3 separate regions of the Mus musculus genome follow, and all the other regions are linked to region 1. A link is a loop called in an ENCODE intact Hi-C map of the cell type or tissue named here. Cell type or tissue: left cerebral cortex. All regions are shown on one strand. Each heading gives the region's core, and the rest is flanking DNA. Links, peaks and the distances in the headings are about the cores only. Region 1 holds the start of Gm35363 (a long non-coding RNA gene). Region 2 overlaps Arap1 (ArfGAP with RhoGAP domain, ankyrin repeat and PH domain 1). Region 3 has its middle 23 kb from the start of Pde2a.

What was found. Peaks named below come from ENCODE experiments on the same cell type or tissue, not always from the same donor. Only the 100,000 strongest peaks of a DNase experiment are listed, where the experiment ranks them.
Region 2: it touches region 1 in a loop (5-fold over the local background); 13 of 42 quality-filtered maps call a loop at or near these places.
Region 3: a loop joins it to region 1, with 5 times the contacts of the local background. A loop is called at or near these places in 16 of 42 quality-filtered maps.

Annotation. Positions count from the first base shown.
Region 1 is chr7:101,535,383-101,546,166 of GRCm38, forward strand. It overlaps Gm35363 (a long non-coding RNA gene), which reads right to left and starts at 3,070. Exons shown (of 5, transcript XR_869841.3): 1 at 2,656-3,070. In left cerebral cortex, for the core only: a CTCF peak has its summit at 5,943 (motif pointing left); DNase peaks (open chromatin) are centred at 5,473, 5,949, 6,553 and 6,854; H3K4me3 peaks cover 409 bases; H3K27ac peaks cover 1,808 bases.
Region 2 is chr7:101,411,559-101,418,952 of GRCm38, forward strand. It overlaps Arap1 (ArfGAP with RhoGAP domain, ankyrin repeat and PH domain 1), which reads left to right. Exons shown (of 34, transcript NM_001040111.1): 34 at 1-1,028. Among named protein-coding and RNA genes, the nearest start is that of Pde2a, 36 kb to the right of the region's middle. In left cerebral cortex, for the core only: a CTCF peak has its summit at 1,421; a DNase peak (open chromatin) is centred at 1,452.
Region 3 is chr7:101,426,758-101,429,257 of GRCm38, forward strand. It overlaps a transcript of Pde2a not described here. Among named protein-coding and RNA genes, the nearest start is that of Pde2a, 23 kb to the right of the region's middle. In left cerebral cortex, for the core only: a CTCF peak has its summit at 1,164 (motif pointing right); DNase peaks (open chromatin) are centred at 46, 655 and 1,172; H3K4me3 peaks cover 1,074 bases; H3K27ac peaks cover 1,094 bases.

The DNA of each region.
Region 1 (10,784 bases), core at 4,688-7,187:
TGCCTGGTGGTTTACACGTGCCAGTCCTCTTAAACTGCTCAATCTGTAGCAGCAGTCTTTTACGCACGAGGTCTTAGAATATATCATGAAAACATAACCAAAAATGGTGAAAACTCTGTGTAAGATGTTTACCGAAATACTCTTCTTTGGAATTAAAAAATACATTTCATCAAAATTATGCAGGCACTTGATAACTCCACCCTGAAACACCACACACACACACACACACACACGCAAAATTAAAACTATTAACTACGTTGATACCAATTGCAAAGGTACATGCAATGAGTAATGCTACCCAGAATCCTGTTCTGCACCTCCCTGCCCCCAGTCTAGTCTCCAAGGGCAACCAAGCCCTTTGAACAATTCCAGTTTTATATCTTCAAGGGGTTGCGTCTACATCTTTAAATAATGTGTTTGTGTGACTCTGACTTGATCGAGTTTAGATGTTATGGATTGGCTTCCAGCTATAAGTTAGATTAGGGCTTCTTCTAACACAAAAACAACTTATTTCTCTCTAGAGACCCAGGACGTGGCCTTGGGACCAGCAGGGAGTGGGTGTTCAGTGAATATTGGTTAAATGAAGTGATGGCCCGAGGGGTTGTGGTGGGGGGAAGCATGGGAAGCACAAAGGAAGATGGGGTGAAAGGGCAGAGTCTCTTTCTTTCTGACAGGACCCAGATTTTATTCAGGGTGACGGTGTACCCAGCCTCCAATAATCAATCCTCTTGCAGAAAATAGAGACCCAGTGTCCAGGTTCTAGCCAAGGAGATGAGAGTGGATGCTGGATGAAACCCCAGGGAAAGGGTTTCAGAGGAAACCCAAGGCAGGACACCTGTCCTTCAATGTTGTCAGTCTGTCTCTAAGTTCCTCCTTCCTGGACCAAAGATCCAAATTGCTAGAGGCTTGGCAGCCATTTTGCACTCACATTCTAAAGACAGAACAAAACAACAGAGTTTACTGTGTTTCTGAAGACAGTATTCCATTCTGCCGAGCCCTGGACTGCAGATCTATATATTATGCAATCTTGGGGCTAATAGTGCCTTGGTTTAAAGGCATATAAAATAGGTTTTCTGTTGGTTGCTACAGCATATCTTCTTCAGTGAGGGAGATGGTAAAAGAACGACCCAAGCAGGACATTGTGGTTGGTACATTTCAGCATCCGCTCCAGTTTTGTTTACTTCTAAGATTTTGCACAACAGAAAGATTAAAAGGAGGTTGCATGACTCCCTTCTATTTTTGTATATTTCTAAAATTTTCCACCATAAGAGGTTTAACAGAACCGTGGAAACAAACCATGTGTCTAAATCATCTTCGTGATATGCAGCCCAGAAGGGAGCTTTGCAAGGCACGATGGCAGGTCATAGCCACATGCTATGACATGTGATAGACTTTAGAAGTATTATAATTGGGGCTAGAAAGATGGCTCCACACTTAGGGTACTTGCTGCTCTTACAGATGCCCTGGGCCTGGATTCTAGCAACCATATGATAGCTGATAACCATCCTAACTCCATTTCTAGGGAATCTGATGTCCTCTGACCTCTGAGAGCACCAGACAAATGTACGGAAGACATACAGACTTGAGAACAAAAGACTCACAGAATAATAATAATCACTAAAAAAAAATCTAAAAAGTTGTTATTATTACTATTCCTAATGTTGTTGCTATTGTTGTTGTGTGTGTGATGTCCATGTATATCTATGCATACCACAGCTCCAATGTGGAGGTCAGAAGACAATTTTGTCTAGTCAGTTCCATCTTTCCTTCTTTATGGGGTAGAACTAGCAAGCTCCCTGACTTTTCTCAGATACTATCATCTATGCATCCCTGGCTGGTCCTGAACTTGCTTTTTAAACAAGACTGACTCTTAACCCAAAGAGATGTGCCTGCCTCTGCCTTCCTAGTACTGGGGTGAAAGGAAATATGCCACCACACTTGGCCCCAGACTTTGTAATTGCTAAAAAAATGTCAGCATTTTGGACTGTTCCTCCTTCTCAATGTTTTCCATTGGTGCTGATATCTAAATCCTCACCTCAATTTTGGGGAAAGATACAATGGCTTGAGACTCTTCTCTTTTTAGGTAGATGAGCTTATTAACTCGGCTTCCATACACTAGACACACAAAGTAAAGGAAAACAATTTTGTTGCTAGGTTTCTTATTTTAAAACAAAGACCTTTCTAGCTCTGTTAAATCAATAAACTAGTTGGAAGCTAAAGCAGAGGTTATAATCTCCTGCTGAGTCCACAGATAAACCAAGCGAAAGCTGGTAGAATCAGTCTTCATGCATGCATGCGTGCGTGGGCCACATCTTGGAGTTTGCTTCTCCAACAGTTGCAGCAGCAGAGTGGTGTGGGCGGAGCCCACAGCGCGGCTCCTCCTCCTCCTGCTGAGCTGTTTCCCTCTTTCCACCCAGTTTCTCTGGTGTCTCCGTGGGGAGTGCCTATGGAGGGTCACAGGCCCCCAGGAGGAGCACAAACCCTAGATGCTGTAGGAGTTAAACGTTCCAAACAGAAACATCACATACACCTGGGAGCCAATGGACCATTCTCCCCTCTACAGGTGAGCAACTCTATGCTCTGTATTATGGGATTAAAACAAGTCAGAAACCCAGCCTTGATCTGGCTTTCCCTCTTCTAGGTCCAGCAACTCACCAGTTGACTGCTCCTCTCATATGTACTTCTTGGGTTTCACTTCTTAGAAAACTTCTCAGTGTTCTACAAACAGGGACAGCTGGTCAGCGTGACAATTTCTCATTCCTGCACCCTGACATTGCCTACTAAGAAAATCTTCACGGAGGCGACTTCTTGACTCAGGCTGTGTTTTTAAGGGAACCCAGACTGTGACAGGCAGTTCATCTGAGTCACCACGGAATGCCCGCCTCTTTCTGAAATATTTCTAACATACTCCGTACAACCCTGTACAGGAGCTTCCAGGAGCAGCTGTTGATCATCTACACAGCGTCAGCAGTGAAAATACAGTGTTTCCTGGGCGATGCTGGAGGCGTGGCCAGCTGCTCTGTGTGTGTGTGTGTGTCTGTCTGTCTGTCTGTCTTGTCTGTCTTGTCTGTCTTGTCTGTCTTGTCTGTCTGGAGCTCAGAGGTGGAGTCTTACGTTTGAGGCCACAAGTCATCAGCAGATTGAATGAACTTTGTGTATCTGTCTTCTGGAACGACTGCATCTAATTTCTGGGTTATAATGTTATCTGATTAGAAGTTAGAGTGTTTTTTTTTTCTATTTTTTTTTTTTTCTATTCCAATTAAGATCCAGCTAAATCAATTTCCCCCAGAGGCTCCAAGGAAGCACAACTATCCTGTTCTTCACCAGAAACAGGAAACTTACGCCCCCTAGGGGACAAATAAGTGTATGACAGTTCGGGGAAGCCAGTGACTCACCCCCATCTCGAATATATGCAAGATTTTTTTTCCCTTTTCCTTCTCTAGGGAATAAATCCTATTGCTTAAATTTTATATACACAGATATTGTAATAATTGCTTTTGCTTAACGGAGAAGTTTTCACCCTATGTGGTAGCCCAATGAGTTTGAATGGACCTGAACCGTAGGGCTTGAAGTACGGAATCCAAGGTGATTCTAGAAAGCCAATAGCTTATTTGTTTCTGGAAGACTGGCTTGGATATGCCATAGGCAGGGAAGAGATGTATTTGATATCAAAGATAGCTTGTAATTAATTAGACCTCCTCTGTAGGCTTGTAGGCTGCTATGACTCCCAGGCTCTGGATTTCCCACTTAGAGTGGTTTTAAGAGGCCAGTAAGAGCTCCCGTAAATCAAGGATAAAGAGACTTGATGTGTCCATGGGGTGGGGTGGGGGTAGGAGTGCAAGTGGTAGGGGATGGGGGAGGATTCAGAAATGAAGCCGAACCTCTGATACTCAAAGAGTGAAAAGCCCTTCAGGCTGAGGGAACAATAAAAGGAAATCAAATAGCAAACCTCAGCGTTTACAAAGAGACGCGAGGTGCAAATTGTGCTCTGTAATTTATGTTAATACATTTAAAAAGATTAAAGAAATTAGTCTTCAAAAGGATGTACCTTTTAACAGTTTTCTATTTAGAAAAACGAACCAGCTTGCAAATGAAAAAGAAGAAGTTGCCCCATTGAGTTAAAACCTTTGGGTAAAAGGTAAATTTCACATTTTTATAAGAACAAAACAAAATATTGTGTGTGTAAATAATCCTGAAAAACAAATTTGTAAATGCTAACTTAAGGACTGTTCTTGCTTTCAAACCTAAGCCCTTTCTTCTTGTTTTTTGGATAGAAAAAGAAAAGAATATCTTTGGTTGAATAGCTTCAGGGTCCCCGCCTGGTTCTAAAATAAATATGCATGAAGATCAGCCCCGATAATATGTAAATTCAGTCAGGTCAAAAATTGGTAGTGTAGAAATTTTAGGAAACCTTTCAGTACTAAGACTTCTAATCAAGGTTTAAAGGATTCTTTGATCCCAGCATTCAACCGTCAGAGGTAGGCAAATCTCTGTAAGTGCCAATCTGATCTCCATATAGTTCTAGGCCAGGCCAGCTCGGGCTGCATGCCGACTACATCTCAGAAATAAGGCAGATAAAGCGCTTGCCTTGGATAGACCGCTTTGACGCAAGTGGGAGGAGCCAAGTTCACAGAAGCTGGATAGAAGAGCCGGAGTCTCCACACGGAGACAGGAGATGGAGACAGGAGATGGAGACAGGAGTCTCCAGCAGTGCAAAGGAAACCAGGCTGGCACACGTGTCAGGGACCAGCCAGAGCCTGTTTCAAATAAGGCAGAAGTGAGGACTGAAATTTTCTTATCTGAAATTGTCTTCACATGAGTGCTAAACATATGCATCCAACACACACACACACACACACACACACACACACACACACACACACACACAAAGAGAGAGAGAGAGAGAGAGAGAGAGAGAGAGCTCTATTACAGTTGTTCTAGAATTCACCTTGGACATCAGAATTCAAAGATGCTTATGTCCCTTCTATAAAATTTAATAGTATTTGCAGATAAACACTGTGCTTTAATCATCTCTAGATTACAATGACTCATACACTGCAAATGCTATGAAAACCATTGCTAGCCTGTATTTGTTAGGGAATAGCAACCCCCCCCCAAACAAATTCTGTACATGCCTGAGACCCCCCCCCCCCTTTTTTTTTTTCTGAGAAAGAGTTTCTTGGTGTAGACCAGGCTGGCCTTGAACTCAGATCCACCTGCATCTGCCTCCCAAGTGCTGTGATTAAAGGCATGTGCCACCATGGTCCAGTGAGACACATTTTTTTTTTCCTGGATTGTGTGTGTGTGTGTGTGTGTGTGTGTGTGTGTGTGTGTGTGTATGTATGTATGTATGTGTGTGTGTATGCTCACGCACACTCTGGATATTTTCAGCCTGCTATTATAGTAGGATCCACATGTCTAGAAGCCATAGTTACAGAGAGACAACTCTTATCTAAAATAAATATAAAAAGCCCTAGAGCCCTGACGTCAAATGGCCTCAGGCAGGTGCTTCCTCCAAGTCTGTGGAAGATAGGACTTCCTTTTGCTGCCCGGGCACATGACATATGGCCCAGTTTATAAATTATTGAATGCGCAGAGGTTTTACAGTCTTCAGTCAGAATTCTGTTGGGAACCTCCAAGTTGTCTCATTTCCTCTCTTGTTCCTGGTTTAAATTATCGGGACCCTGTGTAACTACCTGGAGAATCTCTGGGTAAATGACAAATTGTGATTTACAGAGAGCACTGACATCGTTCTTCAACTTATTAGTTCCCTTCCCTCAAGCATATTTTCCTCTTCTTTGGCTTGATAACTCACCTTCCTGGGAGGCAAGCTCTGGGAAGCAAGATTCTAGTCTGCATGAAGTTTTAGACCTGGCTTGAAAGATGTCAGTGCTCAGAAAGGCTTTGTTAAATATGCACCGCGCCCTCTCGTGGCTACAAGTGCTCGCTGTAGACTGGAAATGCTAAGCACAGGCTCCACTGCCCTACATCCCAGAGCAGCAAGTAGGTCTCTAAGCTCCTAGGCGTCTCCTGACGCTTGACTCGGCGGATTCAAAAGAACATTTTGTAACCCAAATGTAAAACGACTCTAACCCACACGTAAAAACAGTAAAAACTGTGCCATCTTCTCCCAAACACACCTACTTCAGCCAGGCTGTTCCTCAATAGCTTTCTCTTCACCTTTTTCTAAAGTAAAACCGGAATCGATTCAGTTTAGATTTTAACTCTAACAGAAAGGTCTGCTTCTGCTGAGTGGGCATCTGGAATTTTAATTATCTCAGCTTTCCCCGTGTCACGGGGCAAAGACCTTTAGCCTTTCTGTGGTATGGGCTTACTGGAGCTATTAATACTATGGGCTCCGCAACTCTTATTCGTCCTTGGGCACTACTGTCCTTCAGATATTGGTTTTGTTTGATCAAGAACCTTAGCAGAATCCTAACTTTTTGGGTACCCCGAAAAGCTCCTAATGTGGAGGAGGAGCGTGTTCCAAGTATGAATATGCATCTCCTGTAACCCGTCTCAGTTGAGGGATATTTTAAACGCGTGTAACAGAAGCTCGCACAGTAAGAGTGGGCTGCCGTGGAGCAGATTCATTCCAATTCAGCTACTGGTTCAGATTTGCTGTGTTTTGAAGACCAAGGAAGAAAAGAAAAAGAATAAGAGCCATCAAATCTTGCCCAAGCATGCCCTTTATCAGATGGAGTTCTGGTTAATTGTCTCCAGGTCCCCTAGGTATCTCGGAACAATGCACTTTCATCAGTTGGGATTTAGCCGGTAGATCTCTCAAAGCAACAGACATGAAGTTGGGAAAAAATTAAGAACAACAAAGAAATTAAATGACAGTGCATGTGCATTTAGTAGTCTTCATTAAAGCAAAAGCTTTGATGGGAATGCACCATGAATTTTAGTTAAAAGAGGACTGCGGGTCTTCCTCCCACACAGTAGAAACAAAAATGTAAATGTGATATTTTAGTTCCTGAAGGACCTTAGGTTTCAAATTTTAATGTTTGAAGGAGCCAAATGAAGCACAATATACAAATTCCATGTTTTTTTTTTCATTTACTGACATTCAAGAGACAGTGAATGCAAACATGAGTATTCTGCTGGCTGAATTATTCTGAAGAATCAATATTTTATAAACTGGTTCTTCTAGGTTTGTATAATACATATCCAAAATATTCCACTTGAAGTAAATACTTTTGTCACTATCTTTCTCTTAGGATCTCTTATTATCATACCTGCATGCATCATGCCCCAAACCTTCATAATCAAAATGATTGATTTAACAGTAATTTTCTAAAATTTAGAAATGTTTCTCAATCATAAATGGTGCGATAATGATGATGATGATGAGATGATTATGATAATGATGACGATGACAATTTTTGGATTTTCAAGACAGGACTGCACTGTGGCGCCCCCCCCCCCCCAAGCTGTCCTGGAATTCATTCTGTATACCAGGCTGGCCTTGAACTCACAGAGATCTGGGATTAAAGGCGTGTGCCACCACTGCTTCCACAGAAACAATGAGACAAAAAGTTACTCCTAATTACCTGGAGACCTTTTTGTTGTTTGTTTTCTGCGACCGGATTCCTCTGTGTATCCGGTGGTACTGGAACTTGCTCTGTAGACCAGTTTGGCCTTGAAGTCAGAGATTCACCTGCCTTTGCCTCCCAAGTGGCCACCACTGCCCTTACCTGAAGTATTTTAAAGAAGTTAAAATCAAAAGAAAAGTAACTATGCAAAAACTACATGACCCTCAGGTATGGTGGGGCATGCCTTTAACCCTTGCCCTGGAGACGCAGAGCAGGTCCATCTTTGTAAGGCTAGCCTGATCTACATAGTGAGTTCCAGGCCAGTCAGGGCCCCTGGAATGGAGAGCTAAAAGCAAACAAATAAAACCTTACATAAGCCCAGACATGTTTCTGACCCATGTATTTAATTTTCTCTATATACACACTTTGGGTCTCTGACACTTTCAAATTAAGACCATAATACAAGTCCATGAACTCTTCTTTGTAACATGCTTGACTATATCCATTAAAACTTTCAGACCAGCAGTTGTCATTGATTATATTGGTATTACCACACGGGAGTGTGTGCACAGCCTGAGGCAAGTCATGAGAAAAAACCGACTCTAAGCAGCAGGGTCGGATCAGGAGAGAGCAAGCAAGGAGAGAGCCAGGCATCTTGGTGCAGACACTGCCCGGGGCCAGAGCTGTGCGTTTCCCAGGTGATATCAGCCCTGGCTTCCTGGGGAGCAGAAGTGACAGGTTTATTCTCTTGACTTCCTTCCTCCTTTGGTTAAGGGCTGTTCTAGGGAACTTGAACCATCCCACACTTGTGGATCGCACAAATATGAATGCAAAGTGGCTTTTCCCGGGTGTCCTGGGCCTCCGTGTGAGAAAGCCTAAGGGCAGAAGGCACTGATTGGGTCATGAAGACAGAGCTTCCATGGATGGGCTATGTACAGAGGGACCCTCTGCCTTAAGAGGACACAAAAGAATGATGGGTAACGATGGGCCGGCAAAGAGGCCCTTATCAGAAACCAAACCCAGTGGCTCTTTGATGTTGGGCTTCTCAACACTCAGAACAGAAAAATAGGTGTGTTATCTTGTTTTATTTTTACAAATTCTTCTCTCTCTCTCTCTCTTGGGATATAAGTGGAGGTGGTTTGGTTATGTACGCCACAGGCCAACTATGAATGTTGCTCTGCAGGATTGGTTTACTTTGGTGTTTGAGGTAGAGTCTCCATGGCTAGGGCTCTCCAGTTAGGCAGGGCTGGCTGGCCAGCAAACCTCAGAGATCACCATGTCTGTGCCAGCCTGGCAAAGGGACTATAAATACATGCCATCATCCCCAGGCCTGGTTTTTCTTTAAGATTCGTTTCATTTGTGTAGTGCTTTGCCTGCCTGTGTGTATGTGCACCAAGTATGTGCATGTGTGCCTGGTATCTGTAGAGATCAGAAGAGGGCAGAGGATCCACTGGAACTGTATTTATGGATTTATGAACCACCGTGTGGGCCCTGGAAACCTAACCGAGGTCCTCTACAAGAACAAGGGCTCTTAACTGCTGAGCCATCTCTCCAACCCCATCCATCCCTGGCTTTTCAGTAACCAAACTCAGACCCTTGTGGTTGTGTGGCAAGAACCTGATGGAGCTGTGTCCCCATGCCCAGTTCTTGTTTCTAATCCTCCCAGATCATGATGGCTTCTTTGGGCATTCTAAATGAACCACGATAGCCACGAAGCGTTCTGATCTCTCATTACACTCATGTTACCTTCTTCCAGAGCTACCTGAAAATCAGCTTCCCCTGCTTAATTACTGAGTAAGTTGCAGTGTTTACTGGTCTCACTGATAATCAACTGACATCCTTTAGTGCCCCATTCACTCCAGCAGCAGGCCCTGTATCTAGAACCTTCAGGAGCAGGCTGGATTTTTCCCCTAAGCCATCTTTTAGTAATTCCAAAAGAATTAGTTGGTACCAAGGATTTTCTTTCTTACTTGTCTGGTGATTTTGTTTTTTTGGTTTTTGTTTGTTTGTTTGTTTTTTCGAGACAGGGTTTCTCTGTATAGCCCTGGCTGTCCTGGAACTCATTCTGTAGACCAGGCTGGCCTCGAACTCAGAAATCCACCTGCCTCTGCCTCCCAAGTGCTGGGATTAAAGGCGTGTGCCACCACCGCCCAGCTTGTCTGGTGATTTTGAATGAGAAATGTCTCCCATAGGCACCTGTAATCAAGCCTTCAGTCTCCAGTTTGTGGTGTTGCTCAGAGAAGTTATGAAACTTTTAGGACTCGGAAGCTTGCTGGGGATGGGCTTCAGGAGTTTACAGCTTGGCCCTGCTTTTAGTGTCTCTCTTAGCTGCTGCTTCTTCTTCTTCTTCTTCTTCTTCTTCTTCTTCTTCTTCTTCTTCTTCTTCTTCTTCTTCTCCTCCTCCTCCTCCTCCTCCTCTTCCTCTTCCTCCTCTTCCTCCTCCTCTTCCTCCTTCTCTCCTTTCTCCTTTTCCTCCTCCTCCTCTTCCTCCTCCTCCTTTTCTTTTTCCTCCTCCTCCTCCTCTTCTTCCTTCTTTACTTCCTCCTCCTCATCTTCTTCCTCCTCCTTTTCCTCCTCCTCCTCCTCTTCTTCCTTCTTTACTTCCTCCTCATCATCTTCTTCCTCCTCCTTTTCCTCCTCCTCCTTCTTTTGACATTTAAAAAGAATTTTAATTTTTGATATTTTTATTTTTAATTAATTATTTTATTTATTTACATCCCAAATGTTGTCCCCACCCACCCAGGGAAGGGGGATGCATGGGGCATCCTCTCCTAGCTTCCTGCTCCAGCTACCTCCTAGCATGTCTTCCCTGCCTCTTGAGCTATAAACCAAAATACTCTTTCTCCCTCAGGTTGCTTCTGGTATTTTATGATACTTTATTACAGAAACAGAAAAGTGACTAATCTACCCTGTATGTATAAACTCTGTGCTGCTCCCATGGATAAAAAAAAAAAAAAAGACTTCCAGGTAAGTTAGCACATGTGAAGTGTTATCAGAACTTAATACTGTAAAGAAAAAAAATATATATACACATATTGGATTTTCGAGACAGGGTTTCTCTGTGTAGCCTTGGCTGTCCTGGAACTCACTCTGTAGACCAAGCTGGCCTTGAACTCAGAAATCTGCCTGCCTCTGCCTCCCAAGCACTGGGATTAAAGGTGTGAGCCACCACTGCCCGACAAGAAATATATTTTCAAGGCTACGGTGTAAGAAAAAGAAGACAAGAAGAGAAGCCAAGCTTCCCCCCAG
Region 2 (7,394 bases), core at 271-2,770, 130 kb before region 1:
GGCTTGCTTACCTAGGGTCATGCTCTTTGAATCCGTGGAATTGGAAAGATGGACAGAAATCAGGAGCTGTGCAGGAGAAGGGTTTGGGGCCCCGCTGGGAGGGAGCCCACCCCCTTCCCACAGGCTCCCAAATGGAAAGGGTGACACTCTGAACGTACTCCCGGGGGTCTACAAGGGAGCTCGTGGGAAGCTTCTGCAGGGTGATTTCTGGACTTGGGGACATCAGCCCTCTTCTGGTGTGTGCTGGCAGGGAGGCCCAGGCTGTGGCTGTCTGCTATCCCTTCCCCACTTTGGATACTTTTTGATAATATAAATATATCTGTATATTTTACCCTATGGTGCTGAGGCCTGTGATGGTTTGTGGGCACTGGTGTCCTAGGCTAAGGGTACAGTTGGCTGTGAAGCCCAGAGGTGAATGCTGGGGCTTTGAAGCCAGGAGCCTGAGTCTACCCTCTGCATGTTTACTGAGCTATTTACCCTCCACTGTCCTGGCAGAGGCCTGGCCTGGCCCTGTACCTACTGTGCCACTGTACAGCCAGGCTATGGAATTTCTGATTCAGGACAAGGCAGACCCCAGCTAGTCTGAGTCCCGGTCCCTGCAACCATCTGAGCTGGGGCCTAGATCTGTGTTAGTGACCCCGGCACAGCTACTCAGAGCCTCGTGCTGGAGACACGAGGCCACAGTGCATACCACAAGCTTTGGAGGACTGTGAAGGGGGCTTTACCCTGGGCACTATGCGTGTGCTTCCAGAGTGGAGTCTGCCTCTCACATCACAGGGCATCGCCTTCAGAGGGAAGTGCTGACCTACAGAGGTCACCAGCTACTCAAAGACAGACTGGAGACTTCTGGGAAAGTGCTAAGCTTCTGCCTTCTCTGGAGTCTCATTGCCACCCTATCTCAAAGGCTTAGTGAGCAGACTTGCTGGTGTCCTGTCCTTAGCCTCGAAAGGGGCAGAGCAGAGCTGGATAAGACTGGGGTACCTGTGCCATCTGTGACCCCCCCATCACCTATAAAGCTCTGAACCCCGGCTGTGCCTTCCTGTCAGTTCTTGATGCCACAGGTCCTAGCCATAGGCCTGGCACCTCAGTCCTGGCTTACCAAGTAGGTGGCCCCAGTGGGGACCTGGATGTACACCTGGACATGTGTCCTGGGTGTTTGCCAGGAGACAGCACACGATCCTTGAGCTCTACTAACCTGTTGCACAAGCTACGGTCCCCATCCCTTTGTCCTATCTTCAGGGAGCTGCTCCAAGCCAAATTATCATGTCCTCCAGGCAGGACATGGCTAGAGGGCTTATGTGCCCAAGAGCTGCTTCCTCCCTGAACTTGATCTACTGTCCACCAACCCCAGAGACCAAGGAAGAGGGTACAACTAGAGGTGCCCTCTGCTGGTCTGGCACTGTCATTACTCTGGTTTAGGGATTAGCCAGAGGGGAGCTGCATTTGGCCACTAGGGGGCAGTCATGGACCACTCATAGTTGCAAATTTTGAGCAGGGTCTGTGTAACACCTCCTAACCCTCCCTACACCTGCAACACTTCCTCCCTCCCTCCTCTCCTTCCCCTCCCAGTGATATTCCTGGATCTGGCTTTGTTCTTCTGCCAGCTGGACCACTCAGCCCTGCCTCTGGCCAGCAACTAGTGATGTGTTGTAAGACAGCACAGTAGAGGTGCTTTGCTTTGATCTCCTGGGCTCTAGGACATGAGAGGAGCCCTTCGCCCAATGCCTACAGAATGCAAACCTAAGCCTGAGCCTCTGCTCTCAGCTTTCCCTGCCTGACATTAGAGTCTCCTCAGCTTTCCTCCTGCTCTTAGCCTGTTCTCCCCTTTTGTGAGCGCTCCCCGTAGCCAGCACTATGTGACACTGTAGAGTGCTTTCCCTTGGCGTGAGGTCACATCCCTGCAGGATTGAGACTCAACCTTCGTGAAAAATACCTGTGACTACAGTGTTGGGGGGGGGGGGCAGAGCAGAAGGTTCTGTTGTCTCAAGGATTCCTAATACTGGAGCCAGTGCCAGAAGGGAGGGATGCACTTGGTACTTTAGGTTGCTTGGGATGGGAGGAGCCCAGAGTTAGGGGTGGGAGCCTGAAGGAGGAAGGACTTCCTGGAGGAGTGTGGTTGGGGGTGGGATTGGATGTTGGGGAGGAGAATAGGGAGGGAACTCTGAGAGAAAAGGCTGTAGTAGGGCACAGCCTGGGCACCGAGCATTGCTGGTGGAGTGTTGGGGAAAAGTGGGCAGGGTAGGATATGGGGCAGAAGAGGGCTGGGGTATCTGCCTTTCTCTCTTCTGGCTCCTTCATTTCAACCCTCCCACTCTGCATGATATCCAGCAGTGAGGACCCAGGAACCCTTGGCTCCAGGGAGCTCTGGGTACACAGGCTGTAGTGAGACAGGTGGGGGTAAAGCTGGACCCTGCTACCTCCGTACTAACCCTGGGGCTGGAGGGGGCATGGAACCTCTTTCCTACCCCCTGGCTCTTATTGCTGCCTGCCCACAGTTCTGTTTTGGAAAGCATAGATGGGTAGGCAGATATCCTTTATAGTCCACGTGGCTTTGACAGTTACTTAGATCTCTGATCGTCTGTGTGCTCTCTGTCCTTTGGAGCTAAGCTGCATCCCGATAGCCTCCTGGGAACACTGAATGAGCAGGCGCAGGTAAGTGTGAAGTGCCAGCCGTGCCCCTTGCTAGTCTTCCTAGATATATCCGCAGTGACATCTTTGTGACATACAGGAGAAGAGCTTGAGAGGTTCAGCCAGCACTTAGTGACTACTTCCTGTGTTCAGCCCTCACTCACCAAGCACTTGTTGAATACCTGCTGTGTGCAGAGCTTTTGCCGCACACGTGGGGCAGATGAGTAAGTGGTGTGGGGGAGGAGGAAACCCTTGAGGAGAGAGGATGCTGCTCAGAGGGATTCATGAAGGGCTCATGTCCTGAAGCCTGGAGGGTAGGGGATGCTGAAGAGAGACAGACAAATGTAGATGGCCTGAAGTAAGGACCTGTTGTAGCTGGATCTTAACACCCATGCAACCCCAGGGCCTCACACCCTCAGCACCAGACACCCTAAGGCCTCCCCTCCACACCCTAGCTGTCAGGTCTTAGCTCTACTGGCTACCTAGGAGACACGACTACATCCCTGTCTAATGGGCCCTTTAGGATCTTGTCCCTACCAGAAAACAGCATCTTTTCTACTACTTAAGTACTTAGTGACCTGAATGACCCAGATCCTACTCTCAGACTGTGTGACTGTTTCTGTCTCACTGACACACATGCATGCACGTGCGCACCCACACCCACACAGAGCTGGTCAGAATCTCCCTGCCTCTCCTGTCAGGGAATGCCTTTGGATTCTTGTTCCCAGTGTCCATGTTCTATGAAAACATGGGGAGGATTTGTACCCAGCTAACCAACCAGGGGGATGGCTCCTTGAAGAGCTCACTGGCCCTGGCATGTGCCCTCCTCTATGCTACTTTCAGCCTGTGGAAATTTCCACACTTCCTCTGCCCTGGTTACAGCTCCTACTGCTGTATTTATCACCCTGGAGACACAGTGACACAGGCCACAGGCACACACTCATGCTCTGCACACACGTGCCTGCACACCTCAGCTTGCACTGCCATAACTCAAGTGCATCACACACACACACACACACACACACACACAGAGCACGTGGAGGAGGGACATCCACACACAAAGAGCTCTCTAGGAAAATTGTTCTCCCTCCTGCTGCTGCCCCTCCCCCACCTCCTCCTCCTCTGTTCTGTCCGCCCACCCCCACCCACAGACCAAAGAGCTGGGCCTGAGGACTGTACCTCCCACTCCTTATCAGCTGGGAGGCACTCTGCCTGGTGACTTGAGTGTGCCCTCCCTCTTGCCATTCCGCCCTCCCTCCCCCCTCTGCCACTCCCCTGCAATCTTGACTGTCTTCTATGCATAAGTCCCCTCTTTGTCACTCTTTTGACTCTGAAGTGGAAACTGTCATTCTTCTCTGCTTTGTCTCCCGGAGGTTCAAGTCGAGGAACCCCAAGGATCCAGGCAGAGAGATAGACTAGGAGGGGGTGCCAGGAACCCACATCTCCTCAGCTCCTGTCACCTTCAGCCCTCCTCTTGATGAGGGGAGGGCTGTGTGCCTGGAACCATGGAGACCAGTGAGCGTCATGGCAACACAGTCTGGGTGGGCACAGCCTTCCTCCTCCGGGGTTTGGGGGGGTGCGTAGGAGGAACCCCATGGGCCTGATGGCTGTGGGCCTTGTGCTGGTGCCCAGTGCTGGTCACCGCATCTGCCTGCAACCTGTTCTAGTCCTACCCCTCCTTGACTCACTGCACTGTGGGCTGCAGGACTCGAACGAAGGCTCTGATGCTCCCTGGACACTGCAGGAAAGATACTGCAAACACCAACAGAGCTCAGGGGCTTGCCTAGGGCCCCACAGACTTCATAGTTGGCCACCCATGTCAGTTTACTCAGGGCAGAGAAGTCAGCTCAATGTGAGTTTGGACTCCCTGTGAAACCCCCAACTAGCCCTTTGCCTTGCCAGTGAGGATATGGAATACCTGCTGTGCCAAGGCTTCGTGTGTTCTCTCACTTCACCCTTGGGAGACCCAGGGTGGCCAGAGAGTGGCCTACCAAGGACAGATAGGCTTGGGACAACCCGTCCTGGCAGGTACCCTTTTCTCATTTGTGTCTTCCTTGCTGAAGAGGAGTCCCTGGCAGGTTCTACAGCTTCATCAGAATCTGGCCTTAGGTTGTCTAGAAACCTGAGAGCTAGTTTTGGGGGGTGGGGTGGGGTGGGGTGGGGTAGACCCTTCCTTAAGTGCCTAGACATAGGGAGGACTTTGCAACCTGTGCACAATGGTTGCTTTCTGGTCCTGTAAAGACTTGTCTCTGCCCTAGATTAGAGTGTGCAGAGTCCAGGAGGAGACCCCCGCCTTGCAACCCAGACTTGACTTGTCTCCTGGCCTCTGTGCAGTCACGTTGCAGCTGCCTTCCTCCTGGCTTATGTAATCACTCAAATATAACAGCTGCCTTTATCCCACTGAGTCACGCCCCCTCCCTCCCTCCTCAGGTGTGGGGAGTTGCACAGAAGAGGTAAAGCAGGACTGAGTGGGAGGCTGGGGGACTCCGGGAAAGGGGGGTCCTGGTGTGCCAGGTTGGAGGGAGATGAGGACAGCAAAACCTTTCTTAGAAGAGGAACTCAGGGATCGCCTCTGCTCTGACCCACCCTAGTAAAATGCTGCATTCTTGTTGTGGGGAGGGGGTCCAAGTGCTAAAGCTCTATCCACAGCCTCCTTTGCTGAGCCTCCGTCCTTACCAGAGGAGAGGCAGAGAGTATGAAGAGGAGAAAATAACTTGGGACACAATGACCAGGAGTCTCTGATCTGTGGTCCAGCTCTATCTACTCTTTATATCCTTTGGTCCTGGATATGCCCCTGGCCTGTTTGCCCACCAGTGTAATGAGGAGTCGGACCTTCTGGCCCTGACCTCTTATACTCCCTGATATCAGCGTCTAGTAGAGGCACCCAAGGATCCAGCTGTACTCCAGGTTGGCCTCCCTCATCTGCCTCAGTCTTCCTCTGAGCCACATCTGCTTAGCTGTACCCCTTGCACTGGGTAGGAAGCAGGGCCACTGGATTCTGGGTTGAAGGACACAGTAGTAGCCTTCGGCTTTCCTCTGACTTGATATCTGTCCCAGTGCTTCATCCCCCCACTGGTAACTGGAGATTACTACCCACTCCTAAGGTCACCAGCCCTGCCCCTCAGAGGAAGCTGAGCCACGTCTCCTCATCTGGACTGACAGAGCCATCTTCCTGAAATGATGAAGAAGTTGCCCCACCCTAAAGCTGTTCTAGAGACCGTGGTGGCTTTCCATGTCCTTGTCAAAGCAAAGGCTTTGCCCCTGGTGGTGTGATGAGGTCCCTGCTCAGAGACCTGTCCCTGGCACCAAGGGTACATGCCATCCTTTCACAGTGGCATCATTCTGGGCATCAGACCTACAGGAGGAAGCTTCCTGGCCACAGGGGGACGGGCACTGTGAGATGACTCTCTGAGCTACCAATTCATCTTTCCTCTGTCCCATGGGTGCTTGTTAACAAGACCCAGGCTAGACCCCCACTCTATATCCCTGCCCCCAGGCAGAGTGTCCCAGTCCCTTGTGAAGTCCATGGCCTGGCAGTTACTCCCCATCCCCAGTGGATGGCACAGTTTATTGCAGCATCAGCCTGCCCCAGGGAGTAGGGGACAGCAGCCTGCCCCAACTCCTTACTAGACTCACTGCAACATGATCCTGGACCAAACTTGGCTCTGATTAGCACTATTCCTTTCCATCTTTGGTCTCTCTCTGGACTTCTCCATCAGCATTCTTCCCTTGCACCCTTGGGCTGGGCTGGGAGTCAAGGCCTATCCTCCATGAAAGGAGGGTTCAGCAGATGAAATGAGAAGAACCCAGACCAGGAGGAGGGGGTAGGGCAAACGCAAGGTGTGGAGGAAAAGCCAAAAGCATATTAGCTCCAGGCCCAGAATCCCAAGGGTGCTGGGTTGGGTGTGTGCTGAGATGGCACAGGAAGGGCAGGCCAGGATTTGGGATAGTCATTTAAAAAGGAGGAGAAGGAGGAGGGGGAGGAGGAGGAGGAGGAGGAGGAGAGGAGGAGGAGGAGGAGGAGGAGGAGAAGGAGGAGGAGGAGAGGAGGAGGAGGAGGAGAGGAGGAGGAGGAGGAGGAGGAGGAGGAGGAGGAGGAGGGGAGGAGGAGGAGGAGGAGGAGAGGAGGAGAAGGAGGAGGAGGAGGAGGAGAAGAAGAAGAAGAGGAAGAAGAAGAGGAGGAGGAGGAGGAGAGAAGAAGAGGAGGAGGAGAAGAAGGAGAAGGAGGAGGAAGAGGAGGAGAAAGAAAGGAAGAAAGAAAAAAGAAAGAAAGAAAGAAAGAAAGAAAGAAAGAAAGAAAGAAAGAAAGAAAGGAAACTTGTCAGTATCCTGGAGGATAAACATTGTACAAAAGAAGAAACAGAGGGGACTGGAAATTGATAGAGATTCCACCCCCCCCCCACACACACACCTGTAGCAGAAGAGGATAAAGAGAGATCATTCGGGGCCAGATTGAGGACCCTGATCCAGGGTTGAAGGAGTTAGGGGTGAAGGAGGGTTTTGAGGGAGCACAGTGTGACCGCATATGTCAGGAAGCTACCACTAGGTGCAGCATGGATGTGGAATACAGAGGTTGAACTGGAACTGGGGGGCTGGGGAGAGGCCAAAATAAAGGGGAGGAGTCGGGGACCTGTGAATAAGTATGGATGTAAGAATCCAGTGACTTCTGGGGATGGGGGATGCGGGGAGCAGAGGGGAGGAGAAAGGTCAAGCTGTAAAGTTCAGTCTAGGAGTTGGAAATTTTGCTGGTACATCACACACAATCA
Region 3 (2,500 bases), core at 1-2,500, 110 kb before region 1:
AGCTGCTGTCACTGTAGAACACCCACACTCACCTACACTTTTAGACCACGGCTAGGAGCCCAGAGAGCGTCAGTGTGTGGGAAAGACAGGAGGCGGTGGGTGTGGTGAGAGGCACAGATGCTCTGTGGGCAGAAGGAGGTGTCTGATGGACATAAGACCACCTTTCTAGGCTGCACCTGCCTGGTCTGAGGCCAACCCCCAGAAGGTACATTGGAAGAAAGAGCTCACCGAGGAAGGGGTTAAACTCGTGGCCACACCCACAGCAGCTTGAGTCATTCTGGGAATTGTAGTTTGGTGTGAGTTTGCACTAAGTACACTTGGTCTAACCTCTTTCCAGCCAAATCTACACCCTGCCGCTGAGGCTGGTAGTTGGCAGGCCCTAGTAGGGTAGGGGTTGGGATCTGGGGAGCTCATAGATGAAGCAGCCTTGACCCTTTCTCTGCTCCCTGTCTGCTTGCTGTGTGCTTCAGTGTGGCGTTAGGAGCAGGGATCAAAGGATTAAGTCATAATGAGAACTCTTGCACACGCACAGGGAAGTTTACAGCTGCCTGAGCCCGATTTCCACAGCTATGATCTTCTTTAATCCCCTCCACAAACCCAAGAGGCTGCTGTTTTCTGGATGAAGGAGCAGAGGATTCAAGAAGGGACTGACTTGCCCACTGGGATGAGTGGGGGCGGGGCAGGCTTGGAGCACAGGGCCCTCAGGCACCCAAAGCTCCTGATATTCTCATGAATTATTGGTCCAGATGGTGAAGCACTAGCCTTGAAAAACAGGAAAGATATAGACGGTTCAAGTTGGGGATGAGGCTTCTCAGTTGAGGAACAAGGGCTGCCTGGGACGATGAAAGCAAGAGCTGCATTCTGTGGGATGTAAGGCCGAGAGGAGTGGGGAGCTAGGCCTAAAGACCCGATGTCAACCTGAGAGTTTGGATGTGCGGCTGTGATCTGCCAGAACTCCCATCCCGAGGGCTTGAAGTGATGTCACCATGGGGTTATGGCATTGAAGCCTCGGGAGCACTGATTGACATGGACAGACCAAAGGCTGTCTAAAGCTCAACTCCATTCTTGGAGCACCCAACACTTGGGTTCTCTTCCTCTTCTTCCCTTTTGCTGCCCAGGCTTGGAATTGCTACTATACAACAGAGCTGTGCTGTAATGTCACATAAGCCCAGCAGGGGTCGCTACACACTCCATTCCAGCCCCAATCTTGGATGTTAGGTGGACCAGGAGGGAAGAGTGAGCAAGGAGCTTAGATGGGGGAGAGAGGGTAACACATTGCTCCCCACCTCCTTTGAGCTCCATTGCAAAGGCACACATAGTGGGGAGTGAGGACAGAGAACACTTGGGACCTCAAAGCAGGGACAGACATGAGCTCATAGATAGGAGTTTCCCACCTCAGTTCAGGGGCTGACTAATTGGGAAATAGACTTAAGAACACCTTATGTTTAGTTTTTTTTTTTTTTTATTGTTTGAAATTTGTCTGATGCTGAAATGCAGAATAATATTAGTTGTTGTTGTTGTTGTTGTTGTTGTTGTTGGTGGTGGTGGTGGTGGTGGTGTGTGTGTTTGTACCTTAGTGTGATTTTCCAGTCTTAGGTATGTGTATACTGGTCAGAGAGGGGGAGAATGTGTAGACTTCTGTTTGTGGGAAGGCGTGTATATATTTGTATATGTGTGCTTGTGTGTTCATTCTGATATCTGAATCTTGGTAGACGGTTGCGTATGCAAGCATGGCTTGTATGCATGTGTGTGCACGTATACAGTGTTATGCACATGTGTTCTAATGACACTGTGGGTATCTGTTTGCAAGTGCATGTGTGTGAAGGGCTTCAGGCCTGTACTGCTGACGCAGTAAGGCCTCACTGAGGTCTGGCCCCTCATCATCGTCCCTCTTGAGTCCTGCCTGCGTGAGGGTAGAGAGAGCTACAAGAGGTCAAGCTTCCGCAGTGGACATGCTGCTCAAGCACACGAACTCTGAGGGCCCTCAGGGGACTCTGGAATCCTCTGCAGGCCATGAAGACCTTAAGGAAGGGTCTTATTGCCTTCATGTTCAGGTTGGGTGGCTGGAATCTTTGGCCATTGATTGAGAGGCTAGATGTGGCTGGAGAGGAGAGATTGCATTCCTTCCAGGAGGACAATACCTTCATGGCGCCCAGAGAGCTTTAAGGCTCCCAGCCCAGTCCCCTTATACAGAAGCAACTATCAAAGCGCAGAGAAGAACAGTGAAGTCACCCAGTGAGATCAGAGAGAGAGGGAGAGGGAGAGAGAGAGGGCTTAGAGTGGCAAGAAGGGTGTGTGCCTGGTCTGGAAGGCCTCTCCCTCAGCCCCTTAGGCAGTTGGGGCACCCTGAGGAGATCCAAGTCTGTGCTTGTGCCTCCTTCCACCTGGGTGTCTCCACTCCTCTTGGCCTTTGCCTTTGAAGTTTCAACCAGCGCTTCTGCAGGCCGCAAGAGGCCTTCCGGGGGCTTGTGAAGTCTGTCATTCCACAGAACCCAGGGAC